5 separate regions of the Homo sapiens genome follow, and all the other regions are linked to region 1. A link is a loop called in an ENCODE intact Hi-C map of the cell type or tissue named here. Cell type or tissue: endothelial cell of umbilical vein. All regions are shown on one strand.

What was found. Peaks named below come from ENCODE experiments on the same cell type or tissue, not always from the same donor. Only the 100,000 strongest peaks of a DNase experiment are listed, where the experiment ranks them.
Region 2: it touches region 1 in a loop (6-fold over the local background); 19 of 110 quality-filtered maps call a loop at or near these places.
Region 3: a loop joins it to region 1, with 5 times the contacts of the local background. A loop is called at or near these places in 7 of 110 quality-filtered maps.
Region 4: it touches region 1 in a loop (3.0-fold over the local background); 2 of 110 quality-filtered maps call a loop at or near these places.
Region 5: it touches region 1 in a loop (22-fold over the local background); 40 of 110 quality-filtered maps call a loop at or near these places.

The regions. Positions count from the first base shown.
Region 1 is chr16:72,500,030-72,505,029 of GRCh38, forward strand. All of the region lies in intron 6 of LINC01572 (long intergenic non-protein coding RNA 1572), which reads right to left. The region is part of intron 1 of LOC124903718 (a long non-coding RNA gene); the gene reads left to right. Among named protein-coding and RNA genes, the nearest start is that of LINC01572, 160 kb to the right of the region's middle. RefSeq lists an enhancer at 2,264-2,333. In endothelial cell of umbilical vein, a CTCF peak has its summit at 2,251 (motif pointing right); a DNase peak (open chromatin) is centred at 2,282.
Region 2 is chr16:72,845,257-72,850,256 of GRCh38, forward strand. The region is part of intron 4 of ZFHX3 (zinc finger homeobox 3); the gene reads right to left. Among named protein-coding and RNA genes, the nearest start is that of ZFHX3-AS1, 180 kb to the left of the region's middle. RefSeq lists an enhancer at 156-655 and a silencer at 2,058-2,117. In endothelial cell of umbilical vein, a CTCF peak has its summit at 2,093 (motif pointing left); a DNase peak (open chromatin) is centred at 3,635; H3K27ac peaks cover 1,809 bases.
Region 3 is chr16:72,784,791-72,789,790 of GRCh38, forward strand. ZFHX3 (zinc finger homeobox 3) reads right to left here. Exons shown (of 10, transcript NM_006885.4): 10 at 1-4,058. The coding sequence ends at 2,374. All of the region lies in intron 3 of ZFHX3-AS1 (ZFHX3 antisense RNA 1), which reads left to right. Among named protein-coding and RNA genes, the nearest start is that of ZFHX3-AS1, 120 kb to the left of the region's middle. RefSeq lists an enhancer at 3,728-4,343. In endothelial cell of umbilical vein, no CTCF peak of the experiment used is centred here; DNase peaks (open chromatin) are centred at 2,871 and 3,351; H3K4me3 peaks cover 1,062 bases; H3K27ac peaks cover 1,219 bases.
Region 4 is chr16:73,170,201-73,175,200 of GRCh38, forward strand. It overlaps a transcript of ZFHX3 not described here. Among named protein-coding and RNA genes, the nearest start is that of ZFHX3-AS3, 60 kb to the right of the region's middle. RefSeq lists enhancers at 196-697, 698-1,197, 1,268-2,117. In endothelial cell of umbilical vein, CTCF peaks have their summits at 2,749 and 2,951; DNase peaks (open chromatin) are centred at 571 and 2,551; H3K27ac peaks cover 1,999 bases.
Region 5 is chr16:73,876,355-73,881,354 of GRCh38, forward strand. It overlaps a transcript of ZFHX3 not described here. Among named protein-coding and RNA genes, the nearest start is that of PSMD7-DT, 340 kb to the right of the region's middle. RefSeq lists a silencer at 2,296-2,590. In endothelial cell of umbilical vein, no CTCF peak of the experiment used is centred here; a DNase peak (open chromatin) is centred at 2,467.

The DNA of each region.
Region 1 (5,000 bases):
GGCAACTTTCATTTTGTTAATTTCAAATCAGACAATTTCCCAGAACTAACTGAGGTTCCAGTGCCCAGCGGAAAGCTAAAATAACCTAAATTTGCTTCTTTTCCTTCTTCACTCCTGTCTTGTGTGTGTATACTTATTTGTGTATGTGCACAAGTATAAAGAAATAATTATTTTTGCAGCTTTTGGCCTGAATGCTTGTCACTCCATTTTACATAATTCAATTTACCCTCTTCCAAAAACAGATGTTTCAGTTGCAATCTTTGCCTCTTTAGAATCTCCATACAGGCAAGCTTAGCTAATAATTTTTGATTAATATAGCCAAATACCAACTCCTACTTCAAACCCCCTTTACTTGGAATACTATCATCAGATTGGTTTACAGAGAGAAGGAAATAACAATGAGGTCAGGAGGAATGGAGATGGGGTAAAATAGCAATAAAAAGTAATTATATAAAAATGCTAAAGGTATAACATCTGCTTTTTTGCTTAGCTCACTGAGCTTGACAGTTTCAGATTTATGCTATTGTCCATGTTTAAACAGATACAGAAAAGGGAAATGGGAAAGAATGTTTATGTGAGACTATTAAATAGTGCAGGGAAAATACGAGTTGTTATTACACTGGTAAGGAAAAGAGAAACTCAGTGAAATTTCTTTCCAGAGATTTGCCTTTGTGATCTGCAAGGTGCTGTTCCCCTGCTTACATTCCGTTACCCTGGCAACGCACTCCTGTAAAATAAAGATTATTAAAGCGCATATGATTATTTTGCTGCTGAGTGAATAAGACAAGCCGCTTCTGAAATGCCTTATCAGAGAAATTCAATTTTAGGCCAAATTGTGTTTTTGCCTCCTTCTAGCTTTTTTCCTCCCTCCCCCCACTTCAAATAAAACCATCATCTTCACATTTACTACATGATATTTTGTTACCCATTCACACCCTTAGTATTTTAAGTCAGTTTTCTTTTAATTTCATGAAAGCATTTTCCCCAATTTTTTATAGCTCTAGTCTATTTTCCAGCTATCTACCATCTGTTTGCAAATCAAAATTACAAAGCAATGTGCTCTTGCTTTTATTTTATTATATAGTAATAGTAGAAATATTGGGTTCTGTACCAAACATAAATGTATGTATTACACATTGGCTACGCAATATTTGACCAAAGGATGATGCAAAAGGCAAAGATAAGGAATGTGGTGCCATTTTAAAGTCTGCATATCCAACTGTATTGGTCATCCTCACCCTTAAGTTGAATGTCTTGTGCTTTTCCATTTGACATTGCCCTAAGGTGATGTTATAGAGCTGGGAAGTTTTATAGCCACGTTGACAGCCAGTCACGCCTTTGTTGCTTGGTGCCTCTACATTTGGAGAAAAGATTCTTGAGAGCCCTAAAATTATTTAATACCAAACTTATAAAGTTTGGTATTTTATAAGTATTTTAATATTAGCCAATTTCTTGGAGATATAGTAATGGCAACTTTGCTAAAACTATCTAGTGATTTCATTAGAAACTACAGCTTTTATCATAATTAGGGTCCGAGCAGAGGTCAACAAAAAATAAGTAAATTGGTAATAGTAAATGCATATTTACTGTTTCATGCTATCTGTGTGAAGAAGTTATCATTTAAAATCTTTTAATACAAGAAAGAGTTACATCCGCTTTGAAGTAGAGGTGGAGGGAATGAAGTTTGTTCAGAAAAAGGCAAGTTTCCAACAAAGGCCACATAGAAGACTCCTTACACATCTGTTAAAGCTAACACGAGACATGAATAGATAAGAACAGCCCTGGAGAAACCTTCATCCTGTACTCTCCGACAGTGGATGGATGAGGTGGATGACATTGCTTCTACAGAGATTGTTTATGGGACATTTTTCCCACTGCTACAAAACACTGGCATATAACCTAATACTGCTGTGTCATGAAAAAAAAGCAGAAGTACAGTGTTGATAATCTAATAACATGAAAACATTAATATTTGCTCTGTTAACTTATTTTCAGGCCCAACCAAGCACCATACTCCTACGTTGATTAAGCATACAGGCCCATTGGCTTTTTATGTAACTAACTACAAATCACTGCTTATTACTAAGAAATAACATTGATATTTCACAAGTTCTAGACACTCTGAGCACATGTAGAATGAAATATCAATTCTTCTAATGAAGCAAATCAAATTTAGTATTGTACACCCAATCTTTGGTATGTTAACACCACCATGGAACTTATGACTGTAATTCACTCCCAGCACTGCCCAGAAGGTGTCACCACAGCCTCATTGGCTTGAAGGACTTGGGGACATGTGGGGGAGTAGAAAGCAAGGGGAGAAAAACAGACACAAAGAAAAAAAAAATCTTCATGCAGACAAAGGAATATAAGACAACTACTAGTTGTAATATAGTGCCAAATACAGAATCACAAACATTCACCCCATGCTAAAACTACAAAATTACTACAGGAGAAAAGTGGGCCTCTACTTGTCAGTGAGAGTAGAAAGTAGGAGATTCATGGAAGGTGTTACTTGAGGTAGTCATTTTGTAGAAAATAAAAAGCAGGTGATAAATAGAAAATATTCATGTACTGAGCCTGGTCCAAGCTTCTTACCTAAAATGGTTTGCCTCCTTATCACATCTAGTTGGATAAGCTGCACTGGGCCACATAAAAGGAAAGATAAAAGAACAGCTGGGAAGAGATGCTATGAAGAATCAAAGAATAGAAAACACAAAGTCTTTTATTGAGAAGCTGCACAAATTAACTCCAAATTACCGCCACAGTCAGACAAGAGGAGGCTTCAAGGCACAAAACTTGTTGCTGCACTCCATCTTGCTTTATTGTGGTGTCTTCACTCATGTAGCTAAAAGCCATCCCCTTTATAGTACTATATCTTTTAATCTCTGCTCTTCCCCCCTGTAGTTTAATTAAAAGACAATGAACCTTTTAAAGTAGTCAAATGGAAAATATAAAATTGCACCATTCTATCAAAGCTTAAGATATTCCTGTTCTCAGAGCATGAGAAGAATTCAAAATAACATACTTTGTATTTTACTACACTTCAGTCCCTCTGTGCCATTTCTTCTTCAGGGCTCTTGATTGGAATAGCTATCTGAACCAGAAACGCAGCTCACCCTCAGAATGATAAACAGAGGCAAAATTAAAAACAAGTAAACAAACTAAAAAAAAAAAAAAAAAAAGTCAAGTTAAATCAATTAGATCTTTGTACCTGATTTTTTATTTTTAAATAATATTATTGTAATTCTGCATTCCTTCTATGTTTAACTGACATAGGCCTAAAGATTAGTAGTGTTTCTTATGTAAGTATTATTTACTCAATATGTTGTCAGTTTTAGGGCATGTGGGCTAAAATAAGAAAAATATAGTAAAATGTTATTGGATGATAAGTAGGCCTGAATGCTCAGCTTTCCGACAACTCCACAGCCTAAATCTATTAGTTTTGGCAAAGGGCACCAAGACAAATTCATGCCGTTTGAAATGTTCCATGGGAGTCTTTAAAAATGAAGGTCTTGTCTACTCTTTATGGACATTAAAATGCTTCATCCCAAGGACCCCTTTATAGCAAATTGCAAGCTGTTCTGTTTTATCTGCTTTGACAGAATGAAGGGCTGAGCTGGCCCTAGAGGGATGGGATACAGAGTCTGAGTAGCTCAAACTTGAGATTTCCAATAAACCATCTCCTACAATTAGAAGAAAGGCACAGAGGAGATTCATTTCAACAGATAGTTCCAGCCCATTTAGAACTACTCTATTCTCCCCTACTTATTTCATCACTAAAAATCTAACAAAAATCATGTCCCTCCAATACTCCACTCCAAACTAGCACCTAAAACTCTAATAACCAGTCTAGTTGAGCTTTGGCATATATACATCCTTCTTATTAGTCTCTTGATTCTGATACTTATTATATTAATTCCCGATTTCTTATAACTTCAAATCCTTTTCAACACTATAATTACCCAATCATTATTCTTTAAGTTCAATTGTCCAGTATAGGTTGCCTATCATTCTCCATAAAAGAAATACTTGCAGATTTCAGTTAGTTAATAAATGCTGCCAGGGCATGAGACTTAAGTTTAATTCTTCATCTATAGATGCCTAATATAGGAAACCTGCTAAAAACTTCCAGACACCACTCAATTCATTAATGCCAACTCTCTCCCTTTCTCTTACCCTTCTGTAATTAGGACGTCTCTTTTTCGAGTGTCATCACATATGATAATATATGGAGAGTGTGAACTGTTAACATCAAAAAAATGATTCTTCCCTTTAGAATGTAAGATTATAATAACTAATCCTATTTTTAAAAGTCCCCAAAGCCACATACTCATAAGTATACCTCTATGTAAGTCAGCTTATAAAAGTAATAAAAATGAGGGCCAGGCGCGGTGGCTCACGTCTGTAATTCCAGCACTTTGGGAGGCGGAGGCGGGCGGATCACGGGGTCAGGAGTTCAAGACCAGCCTGACCAACAAGGTGAAACCCCATCTCTACTAAAAATACAAAAATTAGCCAGGCGTGGTGGCACGTGCCTGTGGTCCCAGCTACTCGGGAGACTGAGGCAGGAGAATTGCTTAAACCCGGGAGGCAGAGGTTGCGGTGAGCCAAGGTCACGCCACTGCACTCCACCCTGGGCAACAGAGCGAGACTCTGTCTCAAAAAAAAAAAAAAAAAAAAAAAAAGGAATAAAAATGAAAAGATAGGGAAAAGAAGTCTCTCATCACCACCTCCAAAACTTTAACAATAGTAAAATTAATAATTTATCAAGAAAGATCCCCCTAGTTCAGGGAATATTCCTCAAACATACTCTGAAAGCTGAAATCTTACAGTATCGTATACAATAGCTGAAGCTCTGACAACGTTAAAATCATCCAGTCTGTTCCTGTCTCGGGTTTCTTATTTTTCTATACCAAAGCATCATTAAAATTGCACAAATTTGCCAAAAGGAAGAAGAGAATATAATGCAAACGTCACAACAATTAAAATAGAAAAGC
Region 2 (5,000 bases), 350 kb after region 1:
TGGAACCCCCTCCCCCTGCCACCACACACACGCCTAGAGGACGCACACTCCTGGCTGCAGCCCGGCCTGTGATGGGAATTTATTTCCCTCAATTATGTGCTCTTGTCCCCAGTCTCAGTTCATCAGCACAGTGCAGCCAAGTCAATGAAAGGCTCCATAATGAAGTCATCGCATGCACAGGGACATCCCGGCACCTGCCCGCTGGGCTGGCAGGGCTGCAGCCACGCCCGGCCCTGAACCAGGCCTGCGTGGGCTCTCCGCCCCCAACTCACATCACTGCCCCACGCCACGTGCTCCCACGCTCTGTGTCACGGCACCCCCGTCCTGCCCCAGGAGCCTGTGTTCTGGCTGCCATCTTCTTTGCCCCAATCCCAAATGTTCTGACCGCAAAGCATCTGTGACCCAGACCAATCAGTACAAAACACTGACGACTTTCCCTTTCTCCTGCCTGTGTAGACCCCTTCACCACCAAGAGCCTGATCACAAAAACCAATACCACGCGCCTGGAAAGCCTCCATTGGCTTAAGTCATTAGCAAGTATCTAACAATAGCAACACAATCATCACTCAGCTGAAGTAGATAGTATTAGGACTCTCATTTCACAGATGAGGCTCAGAGAGGTTAAATTACTGGTGAAGGTCACATAGCTAGGAGGTGACAGCTGATGCCAAGGACCATATGCTTAATGGCTACCTCTAGAGGCACCAACCATGGTGGCCTTCACAGGAGAACACACACTTGTGCTTGTGCTGTCTGTCCATCCATCCGCCCACCCATCACATATCCATGTGGCACCTACCCCAGGCATTGACAACACGGCTGTGAACACAACAGGAAAGCCCCTGCTCTCATGGGGCAGGGGCAGGAAGGAGTGGGGAGAGTAAAACACAGTAAGCAGCTCAGTAAGTGAGCATATTCTAAGTCAGAGGCTGCTAAGGGTCAACGATAAAGTAGAAAAAGGAATCCAGGGAGTTCCTTAACATGGGAAGCTCAGAGAGGGTGGCATTTGCACACAGACCTGGAAGAAGTGAGAGTGTGAGCCACAGGAGGCTCACATGGCAGAGGCATGGCACGTGCAAAGACCCAGGGCACAGAAGGAGGGCTGGCCTGCTGGAAGAGCGCTGAGCGCTAAGCAGGGAGAGAAGGGACAAGGCAGGGGATAAGCTCAGAGAGGTCTTGGGCAGCATCCTGTAGGCCTTGCTACCCACTGCAGGCCACGGGCACTGTGAGCATGAAAGGTACCTTTGAGAAAGTCAGAACAAGGTGCTCCTCCAGCACCTCTTCCTCTGGGCACATATGGTCCTGAGACCCACCACTCCCTCTGCTGGGTAAGGTAGTGTCTGGGATGGACTGCAGTCTTTATGCATCCCCCTTAGCAGAGAACTGTTTGTGTGGGGGACAACCTGCACGGCTTTAGCTGGTGGCCCCGGCAGGGATTTCCAGTAGAAAAACTCCTGTCTTTCCCTAAACATGCATGTGCAATATATCAGTGCAGATACGGATGTGGCTGCAGATACAGATAAAATCTCTTTGAACCTTTCCATTTACTGGGGGCTGGCAGGGGTGGGGGTAGAGCTGGCCTCACGGTGAAGAAACACAAAGAGGGGAAGCGGACCAGTGGCTATCCTTTGCCATGGGCGGTGCTGCAGCACTTGGACAGTCTGGACGCCCATAAACCAAAGGACCCATCTGACCATCGTGCTCTGAAGCCTCTCCCTGAGAAGAGGACAGGGCAGCACCAAGACTGGGGTGAAGGACTCAAGGCTCAGAATGGCAAATGCAGAAATTAGTTACTGCGGTGCAAATGCAGAAATTAGTTACTGACTGTTCTGCATGTCCCTTCTATGGAAATGCATTGTCCCTGCACCTAAATGTATTTCAGTGGACTTTGTAAATTTAAAAGCCATAGAAAACTATGTGACCTCGGCAGGGCTATTTTAAGCTAGCACTTCCTAGTACAAAATGAATTTGGTATTGAGGATGAAGGGGGGACTTTATTTTTCTCAAATTGGCTGTTGTAGAAGAAAGTCTGCTCAACTCAGCACTACCTAAGACGTGTCTCCCCCTAGTGACACGCAGACCTCTCTGCTACTGGTGCCACCACCCTGCAGTCTCAGGGCTGGAGCAAGGCAGCTAGGTGCAGGCAGGCAGCATTAGTTCTGCAGGCTGCATCTGGCCCTGAACCTAGGACCAGCCATCTCTTGGTACCCTGGGAGCTCCAAGAAACTCAGTGGTCAGGCCCCGGAGTGTTCCAGGTTTTGCTGCAATGTTAAGAAGTGAGCCCGGAGCACCCCCAGGGCAGCTGATCCACACACAGCTTCCGCAGCCAAGGGAAAAGAGGGGATGGATGGAGGCCAGGATAAAGAAGGGGAGGGGTGGCAGGTAAAGGGAATCTCCCCAGAGGAGTGAATTCCTTTCCAGGCTTGCTGGGGACCCAACAGGGACACCCCAAAAGGCAAGGCCTAAAGCCAGAGCAAAAACAAGCAGACGCAAAGCAGGGGAGAGTAAGCGATGGGCGAAGACATAAAAGCCCAAAGATGAGAGCTGAATGGAACAGGAAGCAAACCAGGGCCAAACCCATCACGGCTTAAAGCAAACGTTAATGTAGGTTCCACATTGATCTGAAGCCCGAGGGGGAGGAGGCTGGGTGCAGCCAGGCTCCTCCCCTCCTCCATCTCATTCCATTCACATCATCAGGAGAACTGTGTTTTGGGGAAGGGGTCAGGACAATGATTGGAGCCTGAACTTAGCTGCTGCCTTTTACAGTAGCTTCCCAGAATAAACTGCCCCAAGACTTCATCCATCACCAAAAAAGGCAACTGTAAAAACACAGGTCGCCAGCCCCTTGCCTCACACCAGCACAGTGGCCCTCCCTCCGCTCCTGGGGATGGGGGTGCTGAGGGGGAATGGAGGGCAGGCGCTCAGGCCTGGCACTAATTGCTCTTGGGGATGCTGTGTGGTGTGGGGGCTGTTCCCTGCGCTAAGCAGTTAGGAACTTCCTAAATCATTAACCTTTCTCGGAGCGCATTGTACTGGGAGGTGCTCCCTCTGCAGCCTATTCACGAGCCCTATTGATCTGCCGCACACTCGGTGCCTTCAAAGTTGTTTATGATCAATATGCAAATTGCCCATGGCATTGATCTAGTATTAATTTTCAATTAGGGAATCCACAAGGGGTCTCTGAGGGTCAATACCTAACAATGCAAAGGAAACTCCGCTGTGGAGTATCAGGCCTGATGCTGATAAAAGCTTCCTAAGCCTCCTCCTCAACAGTTCCAGGCCCTCTGGGCTGTCACCTTCACTGTGGCTCATTTGGTTCCCTCCTAAGTCAGACCCCTTCGGCGGCCTCCCAGGCTGGGTCTGCGGCCATCACCCTGTGCCCCCCCTCCCACCCCCTATGCCACTGGAACACCTCCTGGCCTGCCAGTGCCTGCCCCTCTTGCCCGCCCTCCTGATCAGATGCCCCCAGACATGCCTCCTCATCTCCCCATGCCACGCCCAGACCCAGGACCACTCTCTCCCCCAGCTCCCCAACCACACATACCTTCTTCCTCCCTCTTTCCCTTTCCCTCGTTTCTGCTTAGTCACGGAACGTCACCTTGGCATGCTGCCACGGCTGGAGCTGGCGAGCTGCACGGTCCCCAGAAATCTCAGGCAGGCAGGCAGAGCGCCGGGCTGCCAGGTTATGCTTGGCAAACAACCCACTGATGTCATTTCAAAAAACCAGGGGGGAAGGAAAAAGGCACAGCTTCAAATCATCTGTTTCTCCTTCTTTCTTTCGTCTAGCAAAATTTTTCTTCCTAATGAAGCCCGGGGGTGGGGGATGTTAATTACTTTACCACTCACTCATGGTTCCCAGAAGAGGCCAACGCCCGCCCTCCAGGAGCACAGGGCAGTGCGTGTGAGCCACTGACGGAGAGTGTCCCTGGGGACAGTGTGCCCAGCTGGGACTGGAATGACCCGGGAACTCAGTCATTCCATTTACGCCCCTAACAGCCCCTGAGAGACTTGCGTGGGAAAGCTCTGCAGCCAGAGGAGCTGCAAGAGAAAAACGTGGCTTGGTCTCCTCCCAGCAGGTAGGGGGACAAAAGCAGGGCTCAGCCATACTCCAGCCTGGGGCCCAGCCGGCTCAGCCTGACTTCTCTCTCTGCCAGGAGGTTGAAATGTGCTTACGTTTGGAATAAACCTGCCTGAAGATGAGGCCACGATCCTGCCAAGATGGTGCCCACGATCCTGCCTAAGTCCCAACCCATGCCCTGCCCACTTTCCACACTGCCACTCATGGCACTAACCAGTGCATTAGCTAGCCAGGCTAATAGGTTTATGGATAACATTAATTACCACGTTCCTCATTAATGGATGAAATCTTTATTGGTGCCATTGATCAGCGGACTTGTTAGCTGGCCTCCTAACCAATGGCGGATGTAACAAGCGTTCTTATTGGCATATCAATTAATGCAATCAATTCCTGGCCAACGGCTGCCATTCACTTCCCTGGTTGTTCGAGAGTAGGAGACAGAGCCCTGTCAAGAGTGCCTTTACTTAGAGCTCCAGCTCTCAGCTGACTTCCAGGTGGGCTCTCTGCCACTTGGAGTTCACCTACCAAAAAAAAAAAAAAAAAAAAAAAAAAAAAAAAAAAAAAAAAAAAAAATTCACACCTACCCTTCCATCTGAAAATCACCTTTCCGTGTTCCAGTGATGACAAAAGTGCTAAGCTACGTCAGGGGACATAAGCTGAAAGAAAAGGTGGGAACGGTCGGGGGACTGTCAGAGCAAACAAGAGGATTAGAGAAATCAGATGTTTCTAGGTTAGGCACTGATAGAAATGATTCAGGCCCCAGACTGGACTAGGGACAACACTCCAGATGGGACCAGCCTGAAAACACAAGCCACAGCCATCATCAGCCCTCTGCCCACCCTGGGGAAGCCTTCCTGACCCCAGCCTCCCCAAGCCACAGTCACACCTACTGTCACACCTACAAAGTCACACCCACCAGTGT
Region 3 (5,000 bases), 280 kb after region 1:
AAAAACAATTAAAAAAGGAATTTGCACTGTGCATCAGCCTAGTTAGAAATATGTACAACATTTCAGGATCTACTATTTCATTAAACTAAAAACAAATTCATAAAAATAAAATAGTCCCGGCTAAAAAAGAAAAAAAGAAAAAAAATCCATTTTCAGATCTTGGAATGCTCCAGTCTTTTGCAAAGTCGATGAGTGGCTTCAGCACTGGGGAAAGAAGCCCGAAAGGTGACCAATGGAACCTGTATTCACAGTCTTCAAAGTTCCCTTTTGAAACATAAGGAAGAAAACGAAGGGAAGAAGGATTTCACACTTTGGGGGCAAGGGGAGATGGTTTCTGTTGATGTTTAGCTATGAAAGTGAAACAGCAAAGCATCTATTTATTTGTCTCCAAAATCTATGTTTTAGCAGCACAAAGTTTTCAAAGTTCAGACCATTTATTTATTTTTCTTTTTACATGAGAAAGGGTGTGTGTTAACAGGAATATGGATATTAACAGAAACAAGTGCCTCACATACAGTTCCTTTTTTGCTTTCTGTACACTGCTATCTGCTGCTTTGTTGGCTGCGCTCTGGATCACTCGCTGCTCAGACTGCCTAACACAAGGACAAAACTTTGAAGTAAAAAATGTGTCTTTTGGTATATGGAATTGTCATTAACATTTGCCTCTCTGCTTGCAGAAGAAGCACATAACAACCTGGGAATCTTTTGTTTTTCTCTTTCTTTTATTAAACTAAGTCTTGTTTGTTTAAATCAGAAACAAATTCTCAAGTAACAAGAACCCTTTCCCTTTTTTCTGCATCAGCAGTGAAAGGGTGTGTCTTTGGATTTTATTTAAAGCATGAAATTTTTTTTTCTGAGAGAGGAAAGAAAAAACAAACACAAAACCAAAAACCAAATCCCTAACCAAAAACTTTTTTTAGAAAAGAAAAGTACACAGCCAATTACACAAATGGAAACAAATCCTTTAGTATAGAAAAAAAAAGAATATTTGAAGCTCCTACCAAACAAGGAGGAAAAGAAGGGGTACAAAGAAAAAAAAGCCAAAAGAAGGATAAATAAAAAATAAATGCACAAAGCTAACAGACACAGGTAACTAGAATTATATGCCTTTAAAAAGTTTCAACTCCCCAACCAAAAATAATCTGTGAGGATCCTAATGACCCCTAGAATCCCTTGAAATTCTTTCTTTAGTTTTATAAAATAATTCTGCAGCTCCCTCTAAGAAATGAAGGCAGCTACCTTAAGTGGGAGATTATAGGACGGGAGGTGGGAGAAGGAAAGAGAAAGTGGAATTAAGGGACAAGAAAGAGAAAGTGGAATTAAGGGACAAGGGGAGAAAAGCTTAGGCGAATCAACGGATTGCAATCTATCATCTGCTAGGAATGAACAAGACAACATCAAATGAGGAGCTGTCAGCTGGACCATACAAAAAGCTAAATGTACACAAAAGGTTTTTTTTTTTTTTTCCTTTTAAATCTACCATACTGCTTCAGTTCATTTCCAATGCAACAATCTACTCAACACCAAAAATGGTCATATCTATCATAAATACAGAAAGTCAGTTTTTAAAACTTATTTTTTTTAAGCTACAAGTCCTCAACACTCTTTGTGTGTGTGGGTTATTATTTTTTTTTTTTTTTGAAAGTGGGAGTGCTTAACTTTTCCCCTTGAAATTGGCTTCAGCAGAAAAGCTATCCTTAAAAATCCCCAGAAAGCTAAAGCAGTTCACATTGTTTTTCTTGAATACTTTCTGCCCATTTTTAAGTTAACAAAACAAAAAATCTTTTCTGGAACAAAAAAAAAAAAAAAAACTGAAAAAACAATAATATATAAAACAATGATTCTGAAAACAAAGTGTGAGCGATTGACCTGAGAATAAAAAGACATTACATTTCTTTTTTTCTTTTAGCAAGCCATTGGTATCTGAATGCTAAGATAGCAAGAAATTTAAAACTGTAACAAGGTGGACTGCTTTCCCATACAGTGCATGCCGGGCTCCTCTGTGCTATCAGCGTGGGGCGTTTATTGAAAAGGGGCAAATATACAAGGGGTTTAAGCTCCAAAGACATTAGGGAGGCCCTGCGGACTTCTGTTTCCCAGACCAATAGTACCTTCAAAAGGACACAATGTAACAGGGTTAGGGCTTTTTTTTTTTTTTTAATATTAAAAGAAAAGAAAAAGACAAGAATGTAAAATCACCGGCATAGATAGGTATATGGGAAAACAACCCACGCTTTTTCTTTTTTTTCTTTTTTTTTTTTTTTTTGTTTTTTGGTTAGAAGCTTTGGAATTGCAGTTAGTCTATTTTTGAAATTGGTTTGTTATTAATTTTTGTATTTAAATTCATTTGTTTGTATTGTTCATCTTCAAAGCTTACAATCTGAAGGTGTCCGTTCCTACACTGGTCAGACCACTGTCCTTGGGGCAGCTGGGGTCTTTGGGACCCTCCACCGGGCTCGCCGGTCCGTCGGACTTTTGGCTGAGATCCGTGTCAGACTCCTCCGAATAGTCGTCTGTTGGCATCGAGGGCTGAACCCCTGAGGTGCTGCATGAACTTGAGGTAACCGTTGAAGATGAGGAGAGAGGAGGAAAAGAAGGGGGCTTCGCTGCCGAAGCCCGGGAGACCACTTGCGGCCAAGACTTCCTGGAGGCGTGGGGGGAAGCGGAGGAGGGGGCGGCGGCCGACGGGGGAGGGGGGCTGTCGTTTGAGTGAGCGGCAGACTGCGAGGTAGATGCGGTGCTAGGATCGGGGAAGCAGGCAGAGTGAGGTAATAAACTAGGGTGCTCTTTGGCGTTTCTTGCTGCTCTCGTGATTGTTCTGTGTTTGTGCAAGGCCGACTCGAGATGTTGACTCAGAGCTTCCTCCCCACAGAGCGCGCTCTCGCACGCCAGGCAGTGGTACGAGCCGCCGCCGCCGCCGCCGCCGCCACCGCCGCCGCCGCCGCCACTGCCACCGCCGCCGCCGCCGGTGGGGACGTGAAGCACCATCTCTTGCAGGTTCACCACAGACTGGCCGAAGAAGCAGAGGGACTTCAGGTGGCTCCTCGCTGCCTCCTCGTCGCTGAAGCCCGCCTGGCACTTGCGGCAGACCAACTTGTACTGCACCTTTGGAACAATGAAGGGGTCGTAGAGGGAGTCCGCACTTTTGCTTTCTGCTTCTGGCTCTTCAGGGAGTTTCGGCAGGAGGGGGGACACCTCACGGGGGGTGTTTTTCTGTTCTTCTGGTTTGGGGGATTCTTTGGCAGGGTCTTTGTCTGGGGAAGGAGCCCCGGGGGGGACTGGGGTTTGGCTTGCTTTGGGCTGCTGCTGCTGCACTTTTTGCTGCTGCTGCTGCTGTAGTTGCCGCTGCTGCTGCTGCTGAATTGCCTCCTGCAGACTCTGCTGGTATTGCTGGTACTGCTGCAGTAGGGAGCCTGGGGACAGCCCCATCAGGGCCTGCGACAGTGCAGGGCTGTAGGGGAACAGGCCTTCCATGCCATACATAGGCTGCAGGTACCCGCTCTGCAGGGCGCCAGGGATCTGGGGAGCATAATAAGGAGAAAAGCCTGGTACAAAGTAAGGAAGGAACTGGCTTGTGAGCAATGCTGTGGGGTCCGAAGTCAACGCGGCCTGCAGGGCCTGCAGCTGTGCAGGGTCTACCGCATACTCCATGGTGGGCAGCGGGGCTGAGATCGTGGCTGCAGTTGCCGTGGGGGCCTCTCCTTTCTCCTTCTTGGGGACAGGCAGGGGTTCCCCTTTCCCTTTGTGTGCCTTTTCCTTCTCCTTTACTTTCTCACTGTCTTTGTCCTTGCGTTGCTGCTGCTGTTGCAGTGGGAGCTGTGGTGTGGGTGGCGGCTGGGCTGCTGGCGGCGGGGGAGGCTGCTGCACCTGTGGTTGCTGCTGCTGCTGCTGCTGCTGGGGGGGTTGCTGAGGGCCCATCGCCATCGTGGCTTGTGCTGGGGTTGGGGAGCTCAGCGACGCTGAGGACGGTTTATTTGGTAATCCAGAAGTGGGGAGGCCAGGGGAAGGAACAGTTGTGCTGGGCAGACCCATCAAGTTCGGCTTAGGAGACGTTAAAGCTGAAAGGAATGGAGACAGAAATCACCGGTCAGTCTGGGCAGGGGTAGGGCTGAAGCTCAAGACGTTTTACCGGTGTCACTGGCACACAGTTTGAGATGTCAAGGCTTGAAGGATCCTCTCAAAACGAACATTTCCAACAGAAGTATCCCACCAGGCTCAGGGCTGGACAACCTTGTATTCTAATGAGGACTCAGTCCTAGGTCAGCTCCCATACTTCCCCTTTCAGCCAAACAACTTCCAGAAGTATCCCACCAGGCTCAGAGCTGGACAACCTTGTATTCTAATGAGGACTCAGTCCTAGGTCAGCTCCCATACTTCCCCTTTCAGCCAAACAACTTCCAGAAGTATCCCACCAGGCTCAGGGCTGGACAACCTTGTATTCTAATGAAGATTCAGTCCTGGCTAGCTCCCATACTTCCCCTTCCAGCCAAACAACTTCCAACACCTTCCTGCCCAATGTGCCACACCCGCTAGTTCACATTTTCTTTGCCAAGTACTCCCAGCTACCATTCACTCTGCCCAACTGCAATTAGTCTAGAGGCCCCAAAGCTAGCTGTTTCTAGCTGGGGCCCATTTGCACCAAAGGCCTTCATCACAAAAATAGTATGGCCACGAGGTCCCCAGAGAAGTTATCTGGAGGAGAGCGGCAACAGGAGAAGAGAGAACGAAGGCAAGAAAGCTAGCACGGCCACATGAACAAAAACAAAACAGGCTCTACAGGTGTTCCTCCTCTCTGACCTCTGTTGCTGCAGCTGACTGGATGCTTTCGGAGGGTAGAGAGAAGATGATGAATAGGAAAGTGTGGAGGAAGGGCCTGGGAAGAAATAAGAACAATCCATTCAGGGAAAATTGCTTCCATGCCTTGGCCCAGCTGACCTGCTTCAACAAGTCTACTCAACAGTATAACCGCCTAGGAATAGGAATCTGGAATCTGCGGGAGA
Region 4 (5,000 bases), 670 kb after region 1:
TTGAAGCATCTTCCTTTCACTAGTTTTTTTTTTTTTTTTTTTTTTTTTGAGACATAGCTCCACTTTGTCACCCACGTTGGAGTGCAGTGCCACGATCTCGGCTCACTGCAACCTCCACCTCCCGGGTTCAAACGATTCTCATGCCTCAGCCTCCTGAGTAGCTGGGACTACAGTCACATGTCACCAGACCCAGCTAATTTGTTTATTTTGGTAGAGACAGGGTTTCAACATGTAGGCTAGGCTGGTCTCGAACTCCTGACCTCAGGTGATCCGCCTGCCTCGGCCTCTCAAAGTGCTGGGATTACAGGAGTGAGCCACCGTGCCCAGCCCTCACTAGTTACTCTGATGCAGGTTATTGTTGAAATAGTTTGGGTGTTCACTGGCCAGCTGGGAAGAAGCGGACAGAAACAGTTGCTTGCTTTTTGCCCCCAGGACAGCTTTGCTGATGGGGCTGGCAGAAGATATGCTGAGCTAGGAAAGGTCAAATCATCAGAGAGTCTGGGAGGTGGGAAAAGCTGGACAAAGGAAAAGAATGACCTCGGGATCTTCCTGTCTGTACTTCCTGTCTCCCCAGGAAGTGTCAGTCAGAGATTTTCAGGAAAGGGTGTTGTCATGGAAACCTGAATTGGCTCTTCCCCTCCAGGCTGTATGGGGACAAGTGCCCTCATGTGCCCCAGCTGTCCCCAGGCTTGTGGAAGAGGGCAGTCAGTTTGAGTTTTCCGACGCACCGTGGAAAATCCAGAGCCGACAATGTCTGGGACTACAGAACCGGCGACAGCGTGCGGCAGGGATTCAAGTCCAGAATGCGGTGGAACCTGTTATGAACTAATTAAAATTTAATCTGCTAAAGCCATTTTCTCCATCATTTGGGAACCCTCTCTTGACTTCAGCAAGTTCCAAAGAGCCTCTCAAATAGAGGATGCTGTATTTTTGCACTTTTTTTCTCTGTGTATTAGATTTCATCCCCCCAAAAAAGCCCTTTTTAAAAAGGGATTCTAGATAGAGTAGCCATATAATTTATCATCCAAACTGGGACGCTTTTGAGAGTGAAAAGAAGTGCTATTAATAATTACTCTGGGATAATAGATACAAACTGGGCTGTTCCGGGGAAATGCCGAGGTATCTTCAAGGAAACTGTAGGGTCAGGCACCGATCAAATGCATCCACTGGGCTGAAAGCCTCAGGCAGAAGGAGCTCTGTCTGTGTGACTCTTGTGCCTTGGATAGTGCTTGGTCTACAGTGAATGTGTAAATCCACAGTTGTCCTGGGTGTGCCTTCTGAACAGAAAATGGCGGGGGGGGCGGGGTGGGGGGCGGGCAGAGTGAACCCAGACGTTCCTTGCAATTTCACAGCCGCAAAGGGGAATCTGTGTTCCTGCAGCGCAGGCAGGTACACGATGCATAAGCGTCTGTGTATTCTGTGTTTACTGATTCCTAACTGTTAGCAGTTAATTGCCATCTGTTGACACACCCTGAGGGGGAATGTTAAGCAGTTCTCGACATCTGCATATATATTCTCTGCCTACATATTTTACTAACTCTTGTTTATGGGACCCATTTCCTCAAATCCATGCTACTGTGCCCCTGATTTTGTAACATACACGTACCCGGTGTCAACCTTTGGGGTTGAATGGGCAAAAATGCCCTCCTCAACTGTTCCCAACACAAAGAAATACTAAATGCTTGAGATGATGGCTACCCTAAATACCCTAATTTGATCATTACACATTATATCAAAATATCACACCTACCCCATCAATATGCACAATGATTATGTATCAATAAAAAAATGGGAAAAAATTCCCTTTTGGGTCCGCCAGAGATGCTGACTGCAGACCGGGTCCTGCCCAGACTCGCCAGCCACTCCATTTCCCACCCCTCCTCCACCCGCCTGCCGGGTCCTTCAGGAAGAGTGAAATGGTCCATTGATCCCTGAGGAGGAAAAGAGCATGTTCGGCCTTTTGAGAGGTTATGGACACTCTGAGTGACACCCGAGCCCAAGCCTCCAACAGCAAGTCCGGCAGCCCCGGGGTGCAGGGGCGAGGCCCGGCCTTGTCTCTGCCATCCACGTGTAATCTGGCCCTGAAACTGACCAGCTCCGACGCCCTCCTTCCTCCTGCCCGCCAGGCGCTTCGTGTTCTTCCCATGTCTTGGGAGAGATCCGTCTCCTTTGACAGACTCAAGATTCCAGGCCGAACTTTCCCATGCCACCGTCCCTCAAAATAGCCCCAGCCGAGCTGTATTTATAGCCGTGTGAGACTCTAATGGGCCAATTTGTTTGAATTTCCACTGCTTTTGTGTTGAACTTACCCCTCTCCTGTGGGCAGTCTCTTCAGGCCTTTATTGATGGGGTGTGTGAGGATGGCGTAGGCCGTGTTCAAGATGGTAGCTCTATAGAGCGTGGGGGCTGTTTTGCATATTTACTGTTCTTTAAAGCCGGTTTTTTGAGAGAGAGAAAGAGACAGAGAAAGAGGTTTCTGTAAGTAGCCCGGACAATGAGAACAAGACCGGCTGTATGCCAAGCACGGGATCCCGGCCAAAACACATATCATTAGCTTGGACCAGCTATAAGCAAGGAAATGAGAAACATATGCTAGGAGCAAGGTTAGGAGTGAAGGACCATGGGTCATTGACAGTCGCCCTAAAACTTTTCCCTTGTTCTTCAGCTGTGGCCTGGCGGTGTCAAATGTCATTTCGACTGCCTTGATTTCTCATGGTGGGGCTGCCTGTGGTTTTTTTTTTTTTTTTTCTTTCTTTCTTTCTCCCCCTGCTGTTTCCTGATGGGACTGTTTTTTTGTTTTTTTTTTTGTTTTTTTTTTTTTTTTTTGGGAGGGGAAAAGAGAACAGTCAGGGAAGGGCTTATGTGATAGTTTTTCTCAGTTCTGGGAAAATAACCTTGTTTCCTGTGATGCACTCTTCAATTCCTCACTTTCTCTGAAGCAACGATGTCTCTGGGTTTTGGATCCATACTGGTTTGAGAGGGGAAGACTGAGGGGAGGCTTTTAAAGCAGTTCTTGCTGTTTCTTTCTTAAATATAATTAGATGCGCCTCATTACCTCACACTGAAGGACTTTTGTACTTTTTCGAGCTGTGTTTTCTGAGATCTTCCGTGGGCGACGGCTTGTCGTTTCCACTTGCAGTTAATTGCATTAGCAGGTATTTTCCCCCCGCCCCTCCCGCCCCGGCATATTTGTCCTCTCTTCTCGCTCTCCCCAAGATATCTGGAGTCGATTTTGCGAGTCCGAAGGCCACACCCAGGGAGTCTGCTTGTGCCTGAACGTGATGAAGGATCTGGATTCCTTTGGCCCTTCCCAGTTTCCCTTTCCTCCACCTCATTCTTTTTTCTTAAAGTCTTCCCCGGACAGTTTACTAACAATGCTCTGCTCTCTTGCACTCCAAGGTCAGGACCCCTGTTCCCTATAAAACCCAGATGAAGAACTGTATCCATGCAACTCAGAGGCGGTCCCTGGAGAGCATCCCATGTGGCTACTGTTCTGAAACGACCACAACCGCCCAGGAAACTCACCAGGCTCCGACACCCAGGTTTGGCCAAAGTCACAAGATAGCCACGGATATACCCTGCCATTCCCATGAAGGGAACGCTATAGAAGTGGGGGCGCAGGGCAGTTGCAAGCCTGTATGGCAGAAAGGGGAAGGAATAAAATGCTCTCCCATAAACCCCTTCGGACCTTCATTCCTTTAAGATTTAGGGAATGGTGTTGGGGTGGAACCATGTAAAATAATTAAAACATTCGGTCCCTGTTTATCTTTTGCTTCCTTCTCTGTGCCTTGTTCTGAAAATAAACTTTGCAGTTAGTTTCCGGGCTCCCAAAATTCCCAAGTGTGTGAGCGTCCTCAAGGCTTTGGGCAGAGTTAATGACCGGCTTGAGGTTCACTGGACGTGTTTCCCCCAGGCGAGCCACCTTTTTTTCCTTAACTTCAGTTTCTGGGTAGCAGATCTCTCTTCTCTGCATGGAGACCTTCCTGGTCACAGGAGGAAACCTCACTTGCTGATGCCTTCTAAGGCCTCAGTGGATCAGGAATGGGTGGTGTGTGTGTTCACACAAAACAACAACAACAACAACAACAACAACAACAACAACAACAACAAAAGGAGGAATAAGGGCTGCCAAACCGCAACATGCAGGCAACGGGCATTTAAGTTTTATATTGACAGCGAGGCAGGATCCTGGTCAGATACCTGAAACTCTTCCAATTTCAAGGAATCTATTCCGCGACTCTCTCTCTTCCCTGTCTTTAGTGGTAGAAGGGGGCTGGTATTAGGTTTGAGTTCACGTGTTTTCTTTTTGCATCCTCACTGCTTGGGCTGCCTCTCAAATCTCCACACAGCCAAAACCTGCCTCCAACCCACCATTTCCTGTCATCTCCTCCACTGTAACCCTCCTGGCCCAGTCACATCTCCTCTTGCTGGAAACCTGTAATGCCTTCTAAATGGTCCCCACACTCTTCTCCTGCCCCATTGCAGTCCGCTCATCAATGAGCGACCCAGAGGGATCCTTTAAAAACCCAAATCAGGGCCGAGCACAGTGGCTTATGCCTATAATCCTAGCATTCTGGGAGGCCGAGGTGGGTGGATCACTTGAGGTCAGGAGTTCAAGACCAGCCTGGGCAACATGGCAAAACCCCGTCTCTACTAAAAATACAAAAAAAAAAAAAAAAAAAAATTAGCCAGGCATGGCGGCACATGCTTGCAATCCCAGCTACTCGGGAGGCAGGAGAAACGCTTGAACCTGGGAGGTGGAGGCTGCAGTGAACCGAGATAGCGCCACTGCACTCCAGCCTGGGTGACAGAGCAAGACCCCCTCTCAAAACCAACCAACCAACCAACCAAATACCCAAATCAGATTAAGCCCATTTCCCTGCTGAAAACCCCACTTGGCCTGGTGTGGTGGCTTACACCTCTAATTCCAGCACTTTGGAAGGCTGAGGCGGGCGGATTACTTGAGGTCAGGAGTTCGAGACCAGCCTGGCCAACATGGT
Region 5 (5,000 bases), 1.4 Mb after region 1:
AGAGTATGTTAACACGATGACCATCTGTATGCATGCAGACACAGGCTAATATATTTAATACATTTACTTGTATTCAGACCACATGCATATTAAATGTCATGCCTAAGTGTCAGTGATAAGATCCACATATGGGGTATATGTGTGTATCCTATCAGTAACATATATTCAATAATTTGTATGTTTACATTAGCTAAAGTACATTATCACTTTTCTTTTTTTGCTTTTTGCTAAAATAAGTCTGGAAACCAAAAGGGAGAAAATACTTGAGTATAGAAATAGTTCCTTTAATCAACTCCCCAGTTGGATATGTGGGGTAGGAATTCATTAGCATAGGCTTTTTTCCCTACTCATTTGTTAAACCAGAATGCTGGAAAGAACTAGAAAAGACTGCATTTCTCTTACTTTTCTTAACCATGTAAAACAACCCCCTAGAAGAGGTCTAGAATGAGCTTTGTTTCTTTTTTCAAATGGGTCTAATGTCCTTTCTCCACCACCTTCACACACAGACACAAAACCCACCGTGTGGGTTCACGGTCCACATCTGGCTCCCACGCAGAGTTGTACATTTGCAAGCACATCTTAAATATTGTGAAGCCAATTTGGACTTACTAAAAAATCTATGATACGAGTGAGAAATCATGCTAAATACGAGCCCTGGTAACTTTATTTTTAATGATGACTTTCAAAAAAAAAAAACAACAACAACAAGGTAAGGGAGAGAGATCAGCAGGGTGAATGTAAAAATTGTTAATCTTAAATTTCTACAAACCCAAGTGTCACAATAAGCATGTATGGTGCATCAAGCATAACAAAAAGAAACGAGATGGTTGGGTTCGGGGGGTTAGGTCGGGGGGGGGTCCCAGGCACTTGCTTCCTTGAACCCTCTGAATACATTTCACAATTCATCAGTTTTTGTCTTTCCTGCCACAAATGAGGACAATCAGACCAGACACCCATTAGATTCTTCATGCAATTTTTTTTTCTTGTTCATGACATGTTGGCAGGGAGGATGGCAATTCTGAAATCTTACCAAATGAGAAAAATGTCAGAAGCTGAACTGACAGCTAGTGGTTACTATGGTGATTGGTGATATTGAAAAAATATAATAAAATAAGACTCAGTTAATTCAAAAGGAATCAAGTTGGGTATTTTTAAGCCAGTTGATACAGATGAAAACTTAATCCTGATATTGGGACATTATCTTTTTGAGCTAACAGCCAAAGACACCATTTAGCTTAAATAATAACTAAATACACAGCTCATAATCTTGTGATTAAAAATAATAGAAAGAAACAGTATTGATAAATGGAAGTCAAATATTATTACCAAATGACTATCAGGGAAATATAGATTATATTCAGTGGAAAGAGGATTTTGTTCGGAGGAAAAAAATTAAAGTTTTAGCAAAATATTTTTAAAAAGAGAACATGGAAGCCTCACAGATAAAAAGGATTCTTCAGGGACAACTCAGATTCTATTAAAACACACACAAAGACATACACAAACATGGTGATTTCATCTTCAAAGTTCAACTCCCCCCAAAAAAGAAAATCCATTTTGATTCTAATGGTTAACATATCCAATCTCTTTATTTAAAAAAGATATTTAACAGAGAAAGCTTCATCATGAGATTTTTAGAAATATATATACATATATATATCTTCTCCATACCATCATTTCTCTTTTTGGTTGAAACCCAGTGTAATATTCTGACTACTTAAAGTGAGGGACCCTCATTTAATACTAAGCAAAATAATAGTAATAATAATAAAATACATATTGGCACCTTTTTCTAACATCAAGCAATGACAACTCTTGCTGGTTCAATCGATTGGTGCTATTATTTTTAGGTTTAATGGTTTTAAATGAAGGAAACAGAATATCATGAAAATCATATTTATAATTCACCAAAAATTATGCAATTGTTCATCCCACAGGTAATATACATGAAACCGAGAGGTGATTACTTTTTATAAAGAGAGTTTGAAAACAGTTAATAAAGAAGATGCAAAGTTTGTTAGGGGTTCAGCCAAGAAGAACCTATTGTATCTGAAAAATCTTTGACACAGAGTAAAACTTTTTTAAGCCTTCTCTTCACAACGACACTAAAATGGTATAAGCATAATGGATTAATAGGAAAAGTAGACTTAGGAAGACCAGAATCAGCTCTCATTTTGAAACAGTTGCATATTTTATCCATATGCCATACTCCCAGATCTAGTCTATATTTTTTTCATTTGATATAGGGATATTAAATTATCTACTGTTTCTTTTTTTTTCTTTTTCTTAAGTCAAATCTTTTGAGAGTTACAGGTAACTAGCGAAAACAAGATTGTTATTTATAACCTCAAGCTAGTATTTAATGCAAGAGGGAGGGGGGACATTATCAAGGAAGCTGCTCAGAAGAAAAAAAAATTAAGTCTTATTGGTTCAAGGAAGCTCTTCTCCACTGGACAGACTACAATGCCATCTACTGGAAAAGTGAAGTTCAACGTCACTTGAAACAGCAGAGCTAGTTTAAAAGGCTGATAGATGTAACTGGAAAGACATCCAGTCCTACATCCTTCACTGTTCAAAAAAGATAAGATATATATATATATATATATATATAGTTGTGGAAACATCAGTTCCTATTATAGATCATTATGTTCTTCCTCTGAGATCTCCTCCCAGCATTTTGCTTCTTAATTTCCAGCGAAAGCCTCTCTTTTTTAGCTTCTTCCAACTTCTCTTGAGGACCAAGTTAACAACACCCAGAAAAATAATCACCAGCAGCGAGCGACCTTGGGGTCCTTTTCTGCAATCTCTAGCTTGTGATTTTTCGCAAGCAGTTTGTGTTAGCATTTGCTCTGCAAAAGGTTTTTTTTTTCTTTTTTAATACCTAAAATCACAATAGGAAAGACTACCATCGTGGTCAGGAGCAGGTGGAGAAAAAAAAAAAAAAAAGCAGACACAGATCAAGCCCCCGGCTTCATAAGCACAAAGTCTCTTTTTATATGTTCTTATGCGGTATGGGATGGAGAATCTAAGGTCCCTTTTAAGAATAAGAATTCACCGAGGTTTTGTAAGCCATTCCCACATTTCCACCGGCATGTCCTTTGCTCATTTGCACGCTTCCCTTTCATTCTGGTTGGTTCGCCCTGTGATTTTTAAAATGAGAAATGGGAAGGAGGTAGGGTCACCATTTTCCACTCTCTAGATGAAGCAATTCCAGTTAAGGCAGGCAATAGTTAAGAAGCAAGAAGGGACTATCACTGTAATTAAATAAGAATTTGTTTTCACTAGTACTAGCAAAAAGAGAGTAAGTTCCTGCCTAAAAGCTGCTGCCAATATTTTCCATGTATAGGTATAAGTGTAAGTAAACAGCGGGGATTCTCAGCCTCCACAGTGTTGACATTTGGGGCCAGATAATTACTGTAGGATGGTGAGCAGTGTCCCTGGCTTCTACCCACTACTTGCCACTGGCGCACCCACACACACACACACAGTTAAAGCAATCAACAAGGTCTCCAGACATTGTTAGATGTCCCCTGGGGAAGGAGGGGGGCAAAATTACACCCTACTGATAACAACTGTTATAGGATCCTAATTTCAATTTTATATACATTAGTTCTCACCAGTCTCTATCTGGCTTTGATTCATGGTGGTGTGTGAAACAACATTTTTAAAGGAACTAAGAACATGGTGGAATCGGCGTGAATGGGAGAGTAACAATCTCCATTCTACACGTTCCATTACTTCAGGGCTGATGAGCATTCCTGACCTTTCCAAAGGCCTCCCTTGAAAGTTCTCCGGAGGAAACAAAAGGAAGAGGTTGGCTCATGGAAGGTCGCTGTCAGATTTGCCCCAAAAAGCAAGGGAAAAATTTTGCCATCAAAATGAAATCTTCCGGCAGGCAGAGAGGTTTAGATGGGGGATGGGAGAGAGGGCTGCGGAGCTATTTTATTCAAAGTGTTTAAATTAAGGGGCTTCACTATTCAAAGGCAAATAATAAACTGAAAAATAGGTCATCTTTAAATGAGAACTCTTTTTTTCCCTATAACAGGAAATCTGAACAGGAAAGTACAACATTTTAATTTCAGGATTTGACGTAATTTGCAACTTCAATGTGGAGCTTTTAAAAATTATCACTCTGTAAGAAAAGATGAGATTGGGATAAAAGTAAGAAAAGAAGTTAGAGTCTGGGGAGACACAGGCCTTATATTCAAGAGGGCTAGTGAAGTTAAAATTGTAGTGAAGTTCAGGCTTAGAGCAGTGTAGCTCTGTATTAACCTGAAATGCTTCTATCTAAGAGTAAAATCTCTCAAGTCTCATCCCAGAAGGTGTGTGCAGTCTCCATTTAAATGTCTCCAACAGAACACAAAATAATTTTGCAGTAACTGATCTACTGTATTAGATGTGCCTGGTCTATTTATTTCTGTTGCTTTTTAACATCTACCAAGAATATCAAAGTTTGCTTGGTGAAAAGTTTTCAGTCGGATAGTAATCTTTCCAAAATACCTTGAAAAATGTAAACGACATGTCTCTGCACCCCTTATTTACCAACCCTTTGATGATATAGGCGAGAAGAGTATGAACACATTTTTAACACTTGACATTTTCTAATATTCTGAAATCTTACTTTTCCATGTCACAGGCAAAGGGTATGTGGCATTGGGAAGGAACTGAATACAAAGTACTACATCCGCTCTTCAAATATGCAGTCCCTGGTAGCACCTTCTATAAGACTGGTGGCTTTTGTGGAGTGTTTCTTTCTTTAAATGAGCTGGACCACACATACTCACTCATTCAGAATAAGTCTATAGATGAACTGTCTCTGTATTTTTAAAGAAACTCAGCTTGTGCGGTCCGCTGATATCTCAGAGAAACAAGGAACCATTTTCACATAATGGATGGGGCTGCAGTGCGGAGCAGACAAGCCCCACTGGAAAGAATTCGGTCTGTCACGACATGCAGGAGAATTCTCTTATGTTTCTGCATCAGGTTTACCTAAACTAAGT